Linked DNA regions of Homo sapiens: region 2 is linked to region 1. A link is a loop called in an ENCODE intact Hi-C map of the cell type or tissue named here. Cell type or tissue: endothelial cell of umbilical vein. All regions are shown on one strand. Each heading gives the region's core, and the rest is flanking DNA. Links, peaks and the distances in the headings are about the cores only.

Region 1 (10,580 bases), core at 1,374-9,373:
TGGGTAAGTAGATTTTTTGGTAGCTTAGAAATATATATATTAAGTATCTTAACCTCTTGTCTGTCATATATTATAATTTCTCCCCAGTTGGTGGTTTGTCTTTCAATTTTGTTCAAAGTGAGGAAACAGTTGAATATCAAGAAATTCAGACCAGGTGAAGGCATAGTTTTGGTCCAGGGTGGATCTTTTTTCTGCCTGTCAACCATACTGCTAGGAGAATCACCTTCCCCATCCGTGAGAAGGTCTGGTATTGATTATAGCCACCAGATATCAGAAATGGCACTTTAAGCAGCTTACATTGTTACATTAAAAATCACCATCATAGAATAAAACTTCTGCTTAATTTATGTAAATAATGATCATGGTAGATGAAAGGCCGTGGTTAATATTTCACCATTTTCCATTTACCACCAAATCCAACTTGTCAGCATTCCATTAGTGGTGATATAAAATTAATTACTTCAACTTGAAAGAAGCTTTTAATTTGAGACCAAGAACCCTGATAGATTGCGTAACCATTAAGTGTTACTACTTTTCCCCTCTTTGCTGCAAATTGTGTAGTAGAAAAAGAATCTTTCTCATCATGAAGTCTTGTGTATAAACACAAGATATTCCCTATATTAGCATATATACATGCTACTAAAAATGAAAGTTTTTCACTTCACTGAAAAGCAATATGAACATAGAGACTATTACTTTGCCTTACTAAGCAGAGGAATTACCAGAACCATCCTTGTAAAAACATGAACATTCTGCTTGAGCTGCCAACTTGTTTCAAAAAGCTATTAAAAGTGGGCAAACATTGCTGCTACATGATGAATGAATGGGAGTGTGTTGTAGTATTGCTACTAGGCCACGTATGATTGGAATTTTCCACATAAAAGCATTTTAAAAAGCAGTGTTATTTACGATGCTTATCATTAGGGAATGATATTGAGAAGAGGAGTAAGGAAACCTCAACTTCTAAATTTTACACTTAGATTTCTGTATTTTGTTGTCATTTTACTTCAAGCATGTTTTACTTTTACAACATCTTCAAGAGAAAAAAATTTAAATCATGATTTGCATGGTAACTGTTTTAAGAGTTGTTAGTGTGTACAGGAGGGGATGCTTCCCAGTGCCGAAATAGACACAAAATAGGCAACATTTAGATGTTGGCCCCAAAGCCTTGTAGATTATCCTCAATTAAAAATACTTAAGTTTGCAAGTCTTTCTTCTTCTTTTTTCTTTTTTTTTTTTTCTGTGTCTGTTTTAATTTGCAATGATTGGAAAACATAAAGCAATGAAAAGAGATGGTTTCCCAATGCAATCTAAAATTTTCACACACCAGGGCCTGTTGTGGGGTGGGGGGAGGGGGGAGGGATAGCATTAGGAGATATACCTAATGTAAATGATGAGTTAATGGGTGCAGCACACCAACATGGCACAGGTATACATATGTAACAAACCTGCACGTTGTGCACATGTACCCTAGAACTTAAAGTATAATAAAATATATATAAATAAATAAATAAATAAATAAAATTTTAAATTGCTCATTGAGTTCTGCGCGGCTATGATATTGAACTGCAGGTGCCTATAGGCCTTAAAACACAACTGTTTCATGTTGTTCAGTCATCTTATTTCTTTCCTTGTAAGCAAAATGTCAGAACATTTAGCTCCTTTAGTGCACTTATTGCCCACACCGAGGAATACAAAATTGGGACTGCTGAGTAAAATGTTTAAGTTTCAATCCCTTGAAGGCAAATATTTGACTCTCAATAGAGAAATTTAACTTCATTATCTCTACTTGCAGGCAAAATGAAAGACCGGCTAGCAGAACTTCTGGACTTGTCCAAGCAATATGACCAGCAGTTCCCAGACGGGGACGATGAGTTTGACTCGCCCCACGAGGACATCGTGTTCGAGACGGACCACATCCTGGAGTCCCTGTACCGAGACATCCGGGACATTCAGGATGAAAACCAGCTGCTGGTGGCCGACGTGAAGCGGCTGGGAAAGCAGAACGCCCGCTTCCTCACGTCCATGCGGCGCCTCAGCAGCATCAAGCGCGACACCAACTCCATCGCCAAGGCCATCAAGGCCCGGGGCGAGGTCATCCACTGCAAGCTGCGCGCCATGAAGGAGCTGAGCGAGGCGGCTGAGGCCCAGCACGGCCCGCACTCGGCAGTGGCGCGCATTTCGCGGGCGCAGTACAACGCGCTCACCCTCACCTTCCAGCGCGCCATGCACGACTACAACCAGGCCGAGATGAAGCAGCGCGACAACTGCAAGATCCGCATCCAGCGCCAGCTGGAGATCATGGGCAAGGAAGTCTCGGGCGACCAGATCGAGGACATGTTCGAGCAGGGTAAGTGGGACGTGTTTTCCGAGAACTTGCTGGCCGACGTGAAGGGCGCGCGGGCCGCCCTCAACGAGATCGAGAGCCGCCACCGCGAACTGCTGCGCCTGGAGAGCCGCATCCGCGACGTACACGAGCTCTTCTTGCAGATGGCGGTGCTGGTGGAGAAGCAGGCCGACACCCTGAACGTCATCGAGCTCAACGTACAAAAGACGGTCGACTACACCGGCCAGGCCAAGGCGCAGGTGCGGAAGGCCGTGCAGTACGAGGAGAAGAACCCCTGCCGGACCCTCTGCTGCTTCTGCTGTCCCTGCCTCAAGTAGCAGGCCGGCCCGGGCCGCCACCGCCCATCCCAGACCATGGAGCGCGCTGGGAAGGACGCACCAAAGCCGGGAGCTCTGCCCTGCAGGGAGTTGCCCCAACCCTTTCCGGAACTCAGTCTTTAGAAAAGAAACGCCAGGTTCAAGAATTGCAAACCAGCCTGTGCTTGGAAAGATGGTTAGTTGATACCGTCCGATGATTCTTCAGTAAAGATAGATTCCCACAAAGTTGTGCAATGTCATTATATGACACCTTGCACTCTTACCGTCTTGACAGAAGCCAAGTAAGGAACTGAAGTTGTATCTGACTGTAGGGTGAATGTCTGAGGCCTGCCTCCTAATAAAGACTCAAGGAGGAAGTCAATTGGGCATCTGCTAATAGAATGAACTCATGATGGAAACTTCAGTTCATTTACTTTGTCCTGAAAATTCCCTGGTTCTGTTCCATTTTGAGCGAAATTGGCCTTGGGAAAAACCACGTTCTTCCTTTCCGATTCTTCATCCGGTCTACGCTATGCAATTCCTCCCCAAATATAGATCTTATTTCTGCTCATTTCCCCTACTTATTAAAATCACACCAAACACTTACTATTTTCTTATCTCTTTCACTTTTTAAATATCTTTCACCAGGTTATATTTTGGTATTATTTTTCCAAACATTTTTAAGCACTGAATATCGAACAAGCACTCAAATTGAAGTATCAGTCATGTTTTGTGTATTTTTCGCTGATAAAAATTATTTAACATTTATATTTTTACTTGATTACATATGCACATGTATGTAAATGTAAAATACTAATATTCACTAATATATGTACATAATGATCAATTGGTTTAACTTCTTTTATGTAAGTATGGTATATAAATTTCAAGACGAACACTTTTCTGGCTCTTGGTATTGGTTTGCTTGTTTTGAGTTTGTTTCACTCCAGTTTGCCCCTTCCTAGTCCAGTTTGGGTCAAACTTCATGTTAAACAACTCTGCATTGGTTATGGCGGTAGACATATGGCGGTAGAAAATGTATACGGAGCTAGAGACAACTAACATTCTTGGAAATACTGCTTTTGTTTTACTGTGGACCATTCCTTCCATGCATTGAAATGGAGAAATTCAAAGTAAAAGAATTCTGTTTTTCAAGCAAGCTTAATAAACATTACATTATACACATATTTTTATACATTTCTGGCTTGACCATTTAGTTTACTTTCTCAATTATTGTTAAAATTTTTCTTTTTCCTTTTTTTTTTTTTTTTTTTGAGATGGAGTCTCACTGTGTTGCCCAGGCTGGAGTGCAGTGGCAGGATCTTGGCTCATTGCAACCTCTGTCTCCCAGGTTCGAGCGATTCTCCTGACTCAGCCTCCTGAGAAGTTGGGACTCTGGGCGCGTGCCACAATGTCTGGCTAATTTTTTATGTTTTTAGTAAAGACGGTGTTTCACCGTGTTAGCCAGGATGGTCTTGATCTCCTGACCTCGTGATCCGCCCGCCTCAGCCTCCCATAGTGCTGGGATTACAGGTGTGAGCCACCATGCCTGGCCTTTTTTCCCCCCTTTTGAGACAGGGTCTCCCTTTGTCACCCAGGCTGAAGTGCAGTGGCATAATCATGGCTTACTGCAGCCTTAAACTCCCAGGCTCAAGTGATCCTCCCACCTCAGCCTACAAATAGCTGAGACTACAGATATGTGCCACCATGCCCGGCTAATTTTTGTATTTTCTGTAGAGACAGGGTTTGCCATGTGGCCCAGGCTGGTCTCAAACTTGTGAGCTTGAGCAATCCGCCCACCTTGGCCTCCCAAAGTGCTGAGATTACAGGCCTGAGCCACTGACCCTGGCCAAATTTTTTTTCTACTAGCTACTGAGGCTGCCACATCTGGATGGAACTGAGTGGAGGGGGAAAAGAATGAAAAACTCAAAAGAATTCCCATGAGGGTGTCTTGCTTTCTCTCCTGAGTTACAATACTTTAGCAAAATCATGAGGCTTTAGAGATATGGTGTAGTCTGCAAACTTCTTAATGCCCTTACCCACATTTACCATGTTTCCTGGCCTTCCTCTGTGTCAACTCTTAGCTCTTCCTAATCATTATTTAATACATGAGTGAGTTTAGTAGTGATCATATTTCTCAGGTCCTTTAGAAGCTGGAATTTTAAAAGAATTAGAAGGAGGAGTATGTGAATTCTTTGGAGCTCACTGCCTGACTTGCTTATGACCAGGAAAATCTATCCCCTGTATCTAATTTTAATTTCATGGTTAAATTTGAGAATTGTGGAAACCAAGTTCCACAAGGCTATTCTCATATTTCTCCCAATTTCTTTTTCAGCCAACTCCAAGGATATGTATCACCTTTGACTTAATTTGCTTTCTCTAAGGGAAAGGGGAAAAAATGTTCACATAGCTCCACTGCAATGTTTTTTATAATAGAGGAGAGATATTGTAAATAGAGACTGCCAGCCAGTTTCCACAAAAAAACGAAGAGTTCATAAATTTGACATGTTTGAACCCATAAAGCATTTTCTTTGCTTGGAACCATTATAAAAGTAAGTGAGTTTTCAGGCTCTATATACATTTTAATTCCTCACGTTTTATATTGGAGAGTTCGGTACAGACTGTCCATTACTGCACCAAAAGAATGAGTGAACTGTTACCTATAGGGAAAGAACACTTCTTCTTCCTGCTGTTTGGGAACCATCTCAGTGTGGCGTAATGGTTAGGAGTACAGATTCCAGATCCTGTTTCTTAGATTTAAATCTTGACTCTGCCACATACTAGCTGTCTGACTGAACCTTGGTTTTTCTGTGCTTCAGTTTCCTCATCTGTAAAACGGAGATAACAGTACTTACCTCATAGAGCTGTTGTGAAAAGTGATGACTGAATATGTAAAAGCACCTAGAACAGTGCCTGGCACATGCTAAGTGCTTTGTTCATTATTGTTGTTATTATGTAATTTTCTCTCAGACTGAGAGCACTGTTAGTGACCCAAGTAAATTTATAGTTTTTAAGTACAGAGGAAAAATAAAGCCTATTTTTTGTTAACAGTCTTAATAAATAATAAAATGGAATAAAGAAACCAAGACCCCATCTTCTGTGAATATTAGGGCTTTTTTTTTTTTGACAGTCATAAAGATGTTTTCACTATGGCATTTCTATCCCTGTGTATATCCAAACATGTCCTGAAGAAGAAATGAGATGTTCCACCAAAAACACGTAAGCAGGAAGCAGCTGTTCTGCTCAGCTTGGCAGGTGTTCTTTCCTAATTCTTCCCAAGCTGTGAGTCAGAAAGTCCTGGAAGGAGTTGTAGGAAGTTGTAGAGGCTGGGTCACTGACCTAAGAGAAGGCATCATTTGGCCCACTGCACGTCCTGGCCTATTCACCAAAGCCCTTCCTGGCTCTGACTGCCACACCAGGCAGTGGGTGAAATGCTGGCTTTTTCCTTAAGAAATTGTGTTCTAGTGCCACCAAGAGATGCTGTAGAGCTGGCTTTACCAATCTCATGATGCTTGCTTGGCAACTCTGAAAGGTGACTTTGGCCAAGAAGACCTTGTGGCAATTCTGCAAATTTTATACACTCATATCTTTTAGGGTACAAAATGAAAGAACAAATCACAAAGAACAATAGATCCTTCAGGAGCTGAAGGTAAGAATCTTTTATAGCTATTTTAACATATACAGTGACTACTTTCTACTAGCCAAATATCAAATTTTACAACTACCACCAAGCCACAGATTATAGGTGGTAACAACTCCAGAAATGTCCTAACTAGGAAAGGTGCTCATCTAGTATGCATCGGTATCCAGGATAATATGAGTTAGAATTTTAAAAATGTCAGTCATTCAAAAATATTTGAACTGTGACATCACAGAAGTAATTTTATGGCCTTTTAAGGTAACAACTTAAAAAGAGAACAGTACTCTTTTTATATCAATGCCTTTACATTTATTTAAAAACAGTCCTAATGCTTTATAGTTAAATGTCATATGCAGATATGTTCAGGCTCTAACATATAAAGTTCCTAACTTGACAGGAAACTACTGAAGATTGTGTACAGCTTAAAAAAAAAAATAGGGTAACTATAGTCTTGATTTTTATGTATAAATTCTATCATTCTATATTTTACCATCAGACATATTTCTACTCCTTTCTTTGAAGTATGCGAAGTATCTCCAACTGCAGCATGCAACTCATTCATTTGTAATCAAGACGATAGTTTGAAACACCCAATTGTAATCAGAGCAACAGTTGACTTCCTTTTGATAGCGGAGTTGAAAATCATTGCAATTAATAAAATGGGGCTATTAGAAATGGAAAACGAATAGGATCTAGAATGTAACTTCATCATATAAATGATGAGTGTCTTTGTTATCAACACGTTATTAAGAATGGGCAAGATGTCCTTATATACTAGAAGCTTTTGTAAAGTCATGTGTCTATTGATAATAAAGATTTTCGGAACTGATGTTCTGAGTGAGACTACAAAGGATGCTTTAAAACGAGTGATATCTGGCCGGGCATGGTGGTTCCCACCTATACTCCCAGCACTTTCGGAGGCCAAGGCAGGCAGATCACTTGAGGCCAAGAGTTCGAGACCAGCCTGGCCAACATGGTGAAACCCCTTCTCTACTGAAAATACAAAAATTAGCTGGGCATGGCAGTGCATGCCTGTAATCCCAGCTACCCTGGAGGCTGAAGCACGAGGATCACTTGAACCAAGGAGGCAGAGGTTGCAGTGAACTGAGATCGCACCACTGCACTCTAGCCTTGGCAACAGAGTGAGACCCTGTCTCAAAAAACAAGCAAACAACAACAATAAAACCAGTGATGCCCTGCAAAATGAGGATTGAGAGACAAGTCCCCAACACTATATTTTTTAATTCCTGATGTTTCTTTTTAAGTTACATTTTATATTCTATTTGAAGCATCTATAGACACTTCTTGGACCTCTTCTATTTTTCTTAGTCTATATTTCTATATTTTCATGGTCCTATAGCCAACTCTTTAGACATATCCACTCTTCTGTATCTCAGCATCCCATAATGTTTGATAGAGGGTAAAAATAACAGAGTATACACACACACACACACACACACACACACACACACACAGAATCTACCATCGTCCCCATCCCCTGCTCCTTCTGTCTATCTTAACTTGCAAATGGCAGGATCAATCAACTGCCACCTGCCCAGGTCAGACAATTATCCTCTCTTGCTTCCATTACTTCAGCAGCTTTTAATTGGCCTCTGGCCTCTAGTCTTATCCTCTCCAGTCTAATCTCTGTACAATGCTATAGTACAGCCACAGTGCCTTTTTGTTGTTGTTGTCATTACGCTGTTGTTTTTAATTGCAGTATTATATACATGACTTAAACTTACCATCCTAACCATTCTTAAATATACATTTCATGTATTGGTTGGTTCTCACATTGCTATAAAGAACTATCTGAGACTGGGTAGTTTATAAAGAGAAAATGTTTAATTGACTCACAGTTCCATAGGCTGTACAGGAGGCATGGCCAGGGAGGCCTCAGGAAACTTACAATCATGGCAGAAGGTGAAGTGGAAGCAAGTACATCTTCACATGGTGACAGGAAAGAGAGAGAGAGAGAGAGAGAGAGAGAGACAGAGCAAAGGGAGAAGTGCCACACACTTTTAAACCATCAGATCTCATGAGAACTCACTCAGTGTCACAAGAACAGCAAGGGGGAAATCTGCTCCCATGATCCAATCATCTCCCAGCAGCTCCCTTCCCCAACATTGGGAATTATAATTCAACATGAGATTTGGGTGGGGACACAGAGCCAAACTATATCAGTTCCCATACTGCTAAGTACACTCATATTGTTGTGCAACCAGTCTCCAGGATTCTTTTCATCTTTCAAAACTGAACTCTATACTCAATAAACAAAAACTGCTCATCCCTCCAGCCCCTGGCAACCACCATTCTGCTTTCTATCTCTATGAGCTTGACTGCTCTAGATACTGCATTGAACTGGAATAATATAGTATTTGTCCTGTCGTGTCTGGCTTATTTCACTTAGCATTATGTCCTCAAGCTTCATCCATGTTGTAGTGCGTGTCAGATTTTAAAGCTCAGTAATATGCCATCGTATTTATAGAGTACATTTTGTTTAGTCATTCACCTGTCAATGGACACAGGTTGCTCCCACTTTTTGGCTGCTGTGAATAGTGCCGTTCAACTGCTTAAAACTCTGTAATGGCTGCTGATTGCTGTTGGGATAAAATCTCATCTCCTTAGTGAGGTTCTTCAAGGCCCTGAAGGAGCCAGGCCCCGCTTACTTTCAGCTTCATCCCTGACACCTTTCATTGCTTGCTTGCTTTCCTTCCTTCTTTCTTTCTTTCTCTCTCTTTTTCTTTCTTTCTTTTATTTCTTTTTCTTTCTTTCTTTTCTTTCTTCTTTCTCTTTCTTTCTTCTTTCTTTCTTTTATTTCTTCTCTCTCTCTCTTTTAGAGAGAGGGTCTTGCCTAGGCCGGAGTGCAGTGGCACAATTATAGCTCACTGCAGCCTCAAATTCCCAGGTTCAAGCGATCTTCTCACCTCAGCCTCCTGAGTCGCTGGGACCACAGACACGAGACACCACCCTGGCTACTTCAAAGCACTGCACCCACCCACTCAGTTCCATTGTTGCGTAGGAGCTCCGTGAAGTGCATATTTAAGGACTGCATCGCCCCCATCTTCACGGTGTTATGTGTGCTTCTGTTACTAAACTGCTTTTTTATTTTTAAGGACAACCAATAACATCTTACTTGTTTTGGGATCTTAGCACTTTGCATAGTATCTTTTATAGGCATTTGGGTATTTGTGTTCTACATGCAGAAATAGAGATATTCAGAATTTGTTTTCTGCTATGAGTGACTTTTTGTATAGCTTTTTGAAGATGCATATTTTACAGCATAAAGCACGGTATCTAGTTTCTCCTCCCGGAGGATCTGTGTCGGGTGCTGAGTGAGGCCAGGATGCGGTTGGGGGCGCAGTGTCCTGAGAAGGGGGGTGGGACTTGGTGAGGGGAGGGGACATGGGACTGGAGAAAGACTGCTTGGGAAGAAGCAGATCATGCAGGAGAACGGTCAGTCTGAAAAGGTGAGTGGAGAGAGAATGAAGTTCTGAGTCACGGGCACTGAAGCCAGCAGAACTGGGAGCAAACAGAGGCTGGGATTGGGTGCTGTGTGGCAGAGCCTGGAAGAAATAGCTTAGTCAAGGTACAGACTCAATTTGGATGCAAAGAAAGTTGTAAAACTACATTTTATCTGGAAGTGATTTTCTTTTTCTTTTTATTCTTCAAAGCATGTAAAACAAAGTTTTCTTTTTTTTTAATTTTGGACAAAATGTGTTGGCTTGAGTTTCAGCTGGACATATTTCCATCTAACATGGCATCCAGTAGGGTAATTTGTGCAAAGTACTTAGCTCCCTGCTCCTAGTCACACAGGGCTGTGTGGCAGCTTTCGGCTTCAGTCCTAAAACGCCCTCAGCCACTGAAGTCGCCATGGTATGGTAATGGTCTGAGATGCCTCAGTCTGTGCCTCTGAATATGTCAGGGAATCCCACCACCCCCCACCCCACACACATCCAGACTGCTTATGAATCCATAATACTTACTCAATACAAAAATGTCTAACAGCCTGTGGATTGTGCAGAACAGTAACAGCAAGGGTCTTCTTTTCCTACAAGCGTTGAAGACCAAGGAGAGAATGGAGGACCCTAAACTGCCCTTGCTTGGAGCTGCAAGTTCTCTCCCTGCTGAAGCTGACCCTGCAGGTCGACTGCTGCTTGGGCCTGAAGTGCCTCTCAGCCACCAGCAGCCAACTCTTTGAAAACATGGATTTGGGCCAGGTGTGGTGGCTCACACCTGTAATCCCAACACTTTGGGAGGCCAAGGCAGGAGGATCACCTGAGGGCAGGTGTTTGAG
Region 2 (10,580 bases), core at 1,745-9,744, 60 kb before region 1:
GAAGAGTGTGGGACAGGAGAGTAATTCAATTCAGTATGTATTTTGAATTGATGGCTATGATAGTGACTAAGGAGAATTAGAAAGTAGAGGCAGTTAGACTAGTTCGGTGGCTGTAGAAATAGTCTAGGTGGGAGAGGAGGTCACATTTCAAAGGACCTTGAAGAAATGGGCACCTGTGGTGGAGATATTGTGTTGTCTCCCAATGTCTGTTTGTTCCTTCTTGCTTTACTTATAACCCCCCTCACCTTTCACTGGGTGCATCTCCATTCGGCATAAAGATTAATCCCTGCCTCCTTGGCAGTTAGATGGGGTCATGTGTCTAAGGTCTGGCTAGCAGACATAAATGGAAGCAGTCTCTGCAACTTCTGCAGAATGACCCTAACGGAAGGGATTCACTTTTCTTTATCTTTTCTCCTTTCTGATGGTTGGAGGCTGGCCATGGTGGCTACAACTGGAGCAGCCATTTGGGTGGTGAGGTGAGTTCAAGATGGAAGCCAAGCACAACCTAGAAGGACCCTGACTCCCTGACACCATGGTTTGCCATATGGGACCTGGACTGATTCCCTTTGGAACTTTATCTGAGAGAAATAAACTTCTGTCTTGCTTAAGCCATTTTTATGGTGTCTTTCTGTCATTTGTAGCTAATCCTAATCCTAATTTTTACATTATCCTTCCATAAGCTGTGAAGAGCCACAAAAAGTTTTATGCGGGGGAATGAAATGATGAATATCATCTATTGCAAGAGATTCTATGCCCGCCATGTCTTGAAAGAACTGCAGACACGCAATGCTTCAAGCAACAACACACCTTAGGAGACCACGGCAGCCACCTGGTTTGAGAGGGGACCTGGACTGAAATAAGGCAGCAGGAAGGGGCTATCATTCCCTGAAGATGCCCACAGCCCTTTCACAACTCCCATGTTTTTGCTCTTACTATTCCTTCTGATTAGAAAGATCTCACCTTCAAGACCTACCTAGTCCTGAAATGATCTTCGGCATTCTCACAGAGTTTTGTTTTCCTACAAAAGTTTGTCCACTCATTTCTTTGTTCATGCTATTAATGCTCTCTCAAACACATATATAAATCCGATGGTGTCTTTCCTGGTTAAACTCCCTGGGCAGACAAAGCACTCCAAGAACTAAACATCATGGAGCACTTACTGTGCACTGGGCAGATTGTTACGCCCTTTATATGCACTGTCTTATTGAAGCCTCTAAACATCTCTATGAGGTGAGTAGCTTCTCTCCAAGAACGCTGGACTTCCCTCAAAAGCAGCACTCTCTCCTGGTCATCCTACATAGGCAAGGGGATATGTTGTTGTTGATAGTGTTGTTTCTGCCTTGGCGCCTCTCGAGTGGCCATTGGAAAGGTGGCTGCCCCTAGAGCTAGAGGCTTCCAAAAGGGGGTCATTAACACCTGTTGTCTTCAGATTTCTGTATTAGCCACAACTCTCAACAACAACAAATAAACTCTATGTCTTTTATATATTTAAATCACTGATCCAACTTAACAGATACTTACTGAATACCAATTCTGAACTTTGCATTCTACAGTTTATTTTGGTGAAGAAAATGAAAAAAACACAGTTTTATTTTATTTTTCCATAGATTAGCCAGTTGTTCTAATACCATTTACTGAAAAAATAATAGTACTTATTTCCCTCTCTGGTTTGAAATACTATATTAATCATTTATTTTAAACTAATTTCGCATATGTGTGTATCTATAGGGATTTTATAAACTCAAATTATTCCTGGGAATATAACCTTGTAATTGTGTGGAGTTTTTAATACTCTTTTTTTTTTTGTTTTTTTTAAGACAAGCTCTCACCGTGTCACCGAGGCTGGAGTGCAGTAGTGCAAATTATAGCTCACTGTAACCTTGAGCTCCTGGGCTCAAGCAATCCTCCCAGCTCCCTGCCACAGCCTCCCAAGTAGCTAGGACTACTGGTGTGGGCCATCATGCTAGGATAATTTTTAATAATTTTTTTTTTTTTTTAAGAAACAAGGTCTTACTATGCTGCCCAAACTGGTCTTGAACTCCCGGCCTCAAGCAGTCCTCCCACCTTGGCCTCCCAAAGTGCTGAGATTACATGCATGAGTCACCATGTCTGACCCTAACTATTTATTTTGGAATAATTACAGACTCACACGAAGTTGCACAAATAGCTCAGAGTCCTGTGTTCCCTTCCTCGCAATGGTGACATCTTATATAACTACAATATCAAAACTAGGAAATTGATATTGGCAAATTACTGTTAAATAAGCTACAGCTATTCAATTTTTCACCATTTAAAAAACATTCATTCACTATTATGGATGTGTGAATAGTTCTATGCAATTTTATTCCAATATATAGATTCGTGTAACCACCACCACAATCGAGAAACAGAACGATTCCATTACCTATTTCTTCATATTTGCACCTGGCCCTCACGTTCTTCCACCTGTTCACCCACTTTTCTGTGTACTGGCAACAACTAACCTGTCTCCATTTCTATCCTTTTGTCATTTCGAGAATGCTTTATAAATAGAATCATTACTGTACATAATTTTTTGAGAGTGACATTTTCCACTGAGCATGTTGCCCTTCAAGTCCATCTAGGCTGTTGCATGTACCAATAGTGCATGTTTTTTGGCTAGGCGTGGTGGCTCATGCCTGTAATCCCAGCATTTTGGGAAGCTGAGGTGGGCAGATCACTTGAGGCCAGGAGTTCAAGACCAGCCTAGGCAAGTAGAGGAAACCCCATCTCTACTAAAAATACAAGAAATTAGCCGGGTGTGGTGGCTTGCACCTGTGGTCCCAGCTACTTGTGAGGCTGAGGCAGATGAATCACTTGAACCCAGGAGTCAAAGGTTGCAGTGAGCTGAGCTTGTGCCACTGCACTCCAGCCTGGGTGATGGAGCAAGACCCTGTCTCAAAAAAAAAAAAAAAAAATAGTTCATGTTTTTTGCATTAGTAAGTAGCTTTCTGTTGTATGGATTTGGCAGTTCATTCAACCATTCACTCATTCAAGGACATTTGGGTTGTTTGCAATATTTTGCTATTTATAAATAAAATGGCTATGAACATTGGTGTACAGATTTTTGTGTAAGTTTTCATTTCTCTGGGATAAATTCCTAAGATTGCAACTGCCAGGTTATATGGTAAGTGCATGCTTTGTTTCATAAGAAATTGCCAAATTATTTTCCAGAGTAGCTATACCAGCAATGTATGAGAGACACTGTTTCTCTGTATTCTTAGCAGCATTTAATATTATCATTACTTTTTTTTTTTTTAATGTGGTGTCTTGTTCTGTCACCCAGGCTGGAGTCAGTGGCGCGATCTTGGCTTACTGCAACCTCTGCCTCCTGGGTTCAAGTGGTTCTCCTGCCTCAGCCTCCCAAGTAGCTGGGACTACAGGCACGTGCCACCACGCCCAGCTAATTATTTTGTATTTTTAGTAGAGACGGGGTTTCACCGTGTTAGCCAGGATGGTCTCGATCTCCTGACCTCGTGATCCACCTGCCTAGCCCCCCAAAGTGCTGGGATTACAGGCGTGAGCCACGGCACCTGGCCACATTATCACTACTTTAAAAAATTGTGATAAAATTCACACATCATAAAATTGACCCTTTTGTGATAAAATTCACACACCACAAAACTGACCCTTTTAAAATGTGTAATTCAGCTGTTTTTAGTATATGCACAAAGCTGTGCATGTATGACCACTGTCTAATTCCAGAATATTGTAATCATCCCCCCCACACACACAAAAACATATCCACGGGCAGTCATCCCCCATTCCCTGTCCCTCCTCTCATCCCCTAGCAACCACCAGTAGACTTTCTGTCTCTATAGATTTCCCTATTCTGGACATTTCATGTAAATGGAATTATAATGTGTGACCTTTTCTGTTAATACTATTTTTAATTTTAGTTGTTCTAATAGGTGTGTAGTGATACCTGATTGTGGTTTTAATTTGTATTTCCTTAATGACTAATAGTGTTGAACATCTTTTCATGTGCTTATATGCCATCATTATTTCCTTTTTGGTGCAATATTTGTTCATATCTTTTGCCTGTTTTGTAATTGGATTGTTTACTATTGAGTTTTGAGAGTTCTTTCTATATTCCAGATATAAGATCTTTATCAGACATAAGGCTTACAAATATTTTTTCTCAGACTGTAGTTTGTCTCTTCATTTCTCTTTACAGGGTCTTTCACAGTATAAAAGTTTTAGATTTTGCTAATTTATTAATTTTTCTCTTTTATGGATCATGCTTTAGATGACATGTCTAAGAACTCTTTGCCTAGCTCTGTCTCAAATACAAGAACACAAAAGCAAAATCATAATCATAATCCACTGAAAGTTAGTGATATAGAGAAAAATCTTAAAGGAACTAAGAAAAGAAAAAGCTAAAATGGTAAGAACTTGTGAACACAGAGAATGAAATGACAGGCACTGGAGTCTACTTGAAGGAGGAGGGTGGAAGGACGGAGAAGAGCAGAAAAGATAAGTATCGAGTACTGGGCTTAATACCTGGGTGATGAAATAATCTGTACAACAAACCCCCATGACATGTGTTTATGTATGTAACAAACCTTCACATGTACCCCAAACCTAAAATAAAAGTCAAAAAAAGGAGCTGAATACATATAAGGATGAGATTATCATATTAAAGCCAGAATACATTGGAATAGCATCTTTAAAGTGTGAAAAGGAAGTTACAAAAGGAACAATGAATATTTCGTTTCCTATATGCACAGGGAGTTGGCCTTCCACAGTCAGAGCTGGTTAAGCACACTCTATAAGGTTGATGTCTGTCCTTAAGGCCGATGCTAGCGCTGTGGGGATGGCTGTGGCTGATGCAGGGAAGAAAGATGGCTGCCAAGGAGGATAAGGAGAGCAAGAATAAGCTAGAGCTCACAGAGCAAACTGGAACCATGTCAGCTCCCGTTGCCTCAGGTCTTGGTGGTGTGGGTGTCCTGCAGAATCTGAGATTCTTCATGAAGAAGCTAAACACACGCCTGGGCCAGCAGTCAGAAAAGGCGAAGGAGGACCTTGGGGAAGGTGGAGCAGTTGAAGGCCTGGCTGCTGTCTCCCACCAACAAGAGATCCAGATGATAAATGACAATGTGTATGAGCTACAAAAATGTCTGCTGCTTCATTTCCTCCTGATCTCACATAAGAATCTCCCCTGTGACCCTTCCTAATCAAAAATGCACACTGAGGAGAATTTGTAGAAATGTAATTGAGCTCTACACTCACATGTAATATTTCAGTTTATTTTAGCAAAATTTTAATAAAGTGGACATGGTGATAAAGATGTCTGGAAATGGCCAGGCATGATGGCTCATTCCTCTAATCCCAGAACTTTGGGAGGCCAAGGTGGGATGATCACTTAAGGCCAGGATTTCAAATCCAGCCTGGGCAACATAGTGAGATCTTGTCTTTACACAAAAATTAAAAAAATATATATATCTGGGTGTGATAACATGCACCTATAGTCCCAGGTACTCGGAAGCTGAGACAGGAGGATTGCTTGAGGACAGAAGGTTGAGGTTGCAGTGAGCCATGATTGCACCACTGCATTCCAGCCTTGGTGACAGAGCAAGATCCTGTCGAAAGAAAGAAAGAAAGAAAGAAAGAAAGAAAGAAAGAAAGAAAGAAAGAAAGAAAGAAAGAAAGAAAGAAAGAAAGAAAGAGAGAAAGAAAGAGAGAAAGAAAGAGAAAGAAAGAAAGAGAAAGAAAGAAAGAAAGAAAGAAAGAAAGAAAGAAAGAAAAGGAAAGAAAGAGAAAGAAAGAAAGAAAGGAGGAAGGAAGGAGGAAGGAAGGAAGGAAGGAGAGAGAAAGAGAGAAAGAGAAAGAGAGAGAAAGAGAGAGAGAGAGAAAGAAAGAAGAAAAGAAAAGAAAAAAGAAGGAAGGAAGGCAGGCTGAAAACCATCTGTAAAAAGCAGCATGCATATCTGGTTGCTTTAGATCTGGTTTATTGTGGTAACCATGCCCCAGAAGAGTTTCAGCAACTGTACTTACTGGAAAATATTATCTGGCTAGATCTCAGTAGAAAACAAGTCTTCCCCAGGTGGAATTTTGATAAAAATCTGTTAAATGTACACAGATGAAGGCAGAGTGAAGCAAAGCAAGAAGGAAAATTGGGGCATCGGAAGAAGCAACAGTAGGAAGTCTTTCCCTCCCAGAGTCCTGTGCAGCCTGGAGCGAAAAGGAGCTGTGGTGTGCAGGGACCCTGCTGGTGCCAGAACCTTGGTGTCACCTGGAAAGAGTAGAGAAATACCCTGACCCAGCCTCATTGTGCCTTCTGATCTCCTGCAAAAGCCTCCCGAGGCTCCAAGCAGCAGAGAGAATGGCCGAAAATGGATCTAGAAAGACAGAAAATAGCTGGTGCGAGTGATACCTAATTCAGCCAAACCTCTTGCTGTTTTACCAGAAGAACCTGAAATAGTTATGACAATAAATAAACTGATGTAGGGTTTATATTTTCTGTGAAATTTGCTCTTTCTCATTGAAGTTAAACCATATTCATCATTTTGACAAATACCATTACTTTTCATTTTTTTCTCAAATGGAACATTGCCCTATAAATTATTTTCATAACAAAGAGTGACTCAACTTTCAATAAAAGTGATGTATGGAAATCTGCCATGTTCTCATTCATAAATTACTCACTATTACTCATAAATTTTCTGAATGTTAGTCAACTTCTCTAAGTGTTCTGGGTCACAGTAACTCACAGTTAGGCACTGAAAATACAGTTCAACTATTCTAAAGGTGAAAGTGTACAATGGACTAATATGACATTCATGTAATAACGTAAGAAAGCTGTCAGCTCAATATAGTCAAAGCACTAACTGCACTTAGTTCAAAAAGTTGGTGGTTAAAACTCATGAAGTCAATACTATAAAAAAACACTCTCCAAGTACACTCTTGCTCTTAATAATAAGTTTAAAAGGCTGGACATGGTGGCTCACACCTGTAATCCCAGCACTTTGGGAGGCCGAGGTGGGCGGATCACTTGAGCTCAGGAGTTCGAGACCAGCCTGGGCAACATGGTAAAACCCCATCTCTACAAAAAATAAAAAATACAAAAATACAAAAATTATCCATGTATGGTGGCATGCACCTGTAGTCCCAGCTACTCAGGAGACTGGGGTGGGACGATCACTTGAGCTTGGGAGGCAGAGATTGCAGTGAGCTGAGATTGCGCCACTGCACTCCCGCCTGGGTGACAGAGCGATACCTGTCTCTCAAAAAATAATAATAATAATAATAATAATAATAATAATAAAGTTAAAATGTACAGCATAGATCTCCGGCTATTTCTTTGGAATATATTTGAGCTTCACCCTCCCTTTCCTCCTTCCTTCCTTCTTTCCTTCCTTCCTTCCTTCCTCCCTCCCTCCCTTCTTTCCTTCCTTCCTTCCTTCTTTCCCTCCCCTCCCCTCTCTCCCTTCCTTTCTTCTTTCCTTCTTTCCCTCCCCTCCCCTCTCTCCCTTCCTTTCTTCTTTCCTTCTTTCCCTCCCCTCCCCTCTCTCCCTTCCTTTCTTCTTTCCTTCTTTCCCTCCCCTCCCCTCTCTCCCTTCCTTTCTTCTTTCCTTCTTTCCCTCCCCTCCCCTCTCTCCCTTCCTTTCTTCTTTCCTTCTTTCCCTCCCCTCCCCTCTCTCCCTTCCTTTCTTCTTTCCTTCTTTCCCTCCCCTCCCCTCTCTCCCTTCTTTTCTTCTTTCCTTCTTTCCCTCCCCTCCCCTCTCTCTCTTCCTTCCTTTCTTCTTTCTCTCCACTTCCAAGCACTTTCATGTACATTCCCATTTAATCCTGAACAGAGGAATTATTTCCATAATGCAGATAATGAAACTGAGGCCCAGAAAGTTTGAATGACTTGCCCACTCTCTCCAGTTTAGAAAAGTATGACCCATGAATCGAAAGCAGTTTACCTGCTTCCAACTCCTCCCTACTTCAATAAAATACTTTATTATATCTTAAAAAGGCCATTTACCTGCCTACTGACTGGGTAACCTATACATAGTTTCCATGACCTAGCTGCCCTAAAAATCCATCTTCTGACTTCACTCCTATGAATGCCCTGGCTTGCTAGGGGAGATGTGTGAGCAGCCATTTTTATTTTTAAAAACTTTTTGCAAACTTACTGGCTCCACAGTGGTAAAAAAAAAAAAAATCAAAACAACAACAAAAAACTCATGAGGGAGTGGTGACCTCTAAAAGCCACTCTTCAGGTCAAGAGATAAATTGGCTATAGGGACAGAAATTACAAATGCACCTGAAACACGCGTAACAAACTCCCAAATCAACTCAGAAGAGGAGACCTGCTCGAAGTCTGTGTTTGTCTGTTTCATCTTCCTCAACCAGCACTGGAGCGTGCAGAGTAGAGTGTGAGGTTTTCTCCAACATATATTTGCAAGGACATCTACTCTAACTTGCCACTTTCCCTCCATTCACACTGATAATAACAATAATATTTATTGGGTTCTTACTACCTGACAAGTGCTCTTCTCAAATCTCTCCACAGTAAGCTCACTTAACCGTCATATGGACCCTGTGAGGCAGGTGCCCTTATCTTGATTTTATAAATAAACAGACAGAGGCAAGTAAAGTAACTTGGCCCAGGTCACCCAGCTAGCATTGGCAGAGCCAGGCTCAGGGCCTAGGCAGTCTAACCCAACCCCTGCATTTTACCACCCTCCAGCCAAGGTCTTCTTCAGGTCCTGCGTGAAAGTGCTCCCATTAATCTGTGAACCTCTTGCAGAGTAGTAACAGTTTGTCCCAGTAGACTGCCCAGTACTGTGCACACTCAGCAAAGTTTATTGAATAGCTCGATAGTAATGAATGGAGGGAGGAAGGAACAAAGGAAGGAAAGGAAACGAAAGGAAAAAACGGATATAAAAACACATGTTCTGAGAGGTCAGGAAAATAAAAGATTGTTTTAGGGTGGGTGGGGGTAGGAAGAAAAGGTTACAACAAAGAGCTGTGAATAATGGTAGAATTTTAGTCAGCACAGATGAAGAAAAGGAAATTTCAAGAAGAAAATTATATAAACAAAGTCAGAGAAACTGGAAAGCCAGGAGATATATCCAGGTAACAGTAAGTGTCCCAATTAGTCATGGCTTAGTCTTGGGCTACATGAAGGGATACAGGGAGATAAGTCTGTTCAGGTCAGTTGAGTTGAGATTGCCGAATACTTCAAATGGTAGGATGAAGAAAATATTGGATAAAAAAATGGGAGCCCCTGGAGGAGTTTGAAGGAAGAGATGGGAGGATGACAATCTCAGGATTGTGCATTAGGAAAATTAAAATGGCACTAACACGTAGAGAATTGTACAGCAGGGGCTGCCGATCTACAGTGAATGGATCCCTTGGGTCCATCGATGAGTGTTAGGGAGTCTGTGAATCCCTGAGGTGTACATAGAACTTTGTCTGTATCTGTGTATGTGCAAGTTTCTACTGAGAATATCCATAACCTCTCATGACTCCCAAAAACTGTGACCTGCCTCTATCAAAAGGACTATCCCAAGGCAGGAGTCCAAAAAGAGGCCAACATTCCACATGTATGAATACTTTCACATTATAAATCAAGCTAAGAAACTGTTAAATATGTTCTTCATCCTACGGTGGCAAATATAACCTCACAATGATGAAACTGAGAAATATGTGACTACAAATGGGAAAATATTTTTAAGTGACTAAATTTAATTATTACTGAGCATATGTTGAGTGTTGATGGACCAACAATGTTTGATGAATAAGAAAAAATATATACAATTCATACATTATGGCCCATTTATTCCTCATAACTTGTTTTTCTCACATTCATTCAACAAAATATTATATCGTTATAGTAAGATTTCACATAGTTTTATTCTGTTGACATAACAATCTAAATAATTAAAAAATAAACAATAATGATATTCAAAACTCACTTTGAATTTACTTTTGAAAAAATACAAATTCTAATAAATGTAAAAGACTCAAAATATCAAATAATATGTTAACATTATCTATTAAAATTAAAAGAATTACAATAACAATGAGAAACCACTACACGCCTATAAGAATGGCTAAAATCCAAAGTACTGATGACACCAAATGCTGGCAAGGATGTGGAACAACAGGAACTCTCACTCATTGCTGATGGAAATGAAAGATGACACAGCCATTTTGGACGATGGTTTGGCAGTTTCTTACAAAATGAAACATACTCTTACTATATGATCCTTGGTGTTTACCCAAATGAGTTGAAAACTTATGTCCACACAAAAACCTGCACACAGATTTTTTGGCAAATTTACTCATAATTGCTAAAACTTGGAAGCAACCAAGATGTCCTTCAGTAGGTGAATGGATAAACAAACTGTGGAACAGCCATACAATGGAATATTATTCCATGAAAAAAATAATTCAGCTATCAAACCACAAAAAAATGGGGGAACCTTAAATACATATTGTTAAGTGAAGGATGTCCGTTTGAAAAGCTATGCACTATATGATTCTGACTATATGATATTCTGGAAAAGACAAAATTATGGGTATGGTAACCCATAGTGAATATTTTAGGACTGAAACTATTCCGT

What was found. Hi-C counts contacts between places; a loop is a spot of excess contacts. Peaks named below come from ENCODE experiments on the same cell type or tissue, not always from the same donor. Only the 100,000 strongest peaks of a DNase experiment are listed, where the experiment ranks them.
Region 2: it touches region 1 in a loop (5-fold over the local background); 4 of 110 quality-filtered maps call a loop at or near these places.

The regions. Positions count from the first base shown.
Region 1 is chr6:144,184,828-144,195,407 of GRCh38, forward strand. It overlaps STX11 (syntaxin 11), which reads left to right. Exons shown (of 2, transcript NM_003764.4): 2 at 1,796-7,112. The coding sequence starts at 1,801. The coding sequence ends at 2,664. Among named protein-coding and RNA genes, the nearest start is that of TRL-TAA1-1, 26 kb to the right of the region's middle. RefSeq lists an enhancer at 1,646-2,146. In endothelial cell of umbilical vein, for the core only: no CTCF peak of the experiment used is centred there; a DNase peak (open chromatin) is centred at 5,944.
Region 2 is chr6:144,124,815-144,135,394 of GRCh38, forward strand. It overlaps LOC105378036 (a long non-coding RNA gene), which reads left to right. Exons shown (of 4, transcript XR_943089.3): 4 at 1-612. Among named protein-coding and RNA genes, the nearest start is that of STX11, 20 kb to the right of the region's middle. In endothelial cell of umbilical vein, for the core only: no CTCF peak of the experiment used is centred there; a DNase peak (open chromatin) is centred at 6,667; H3K27ac peaks cover 922 bases.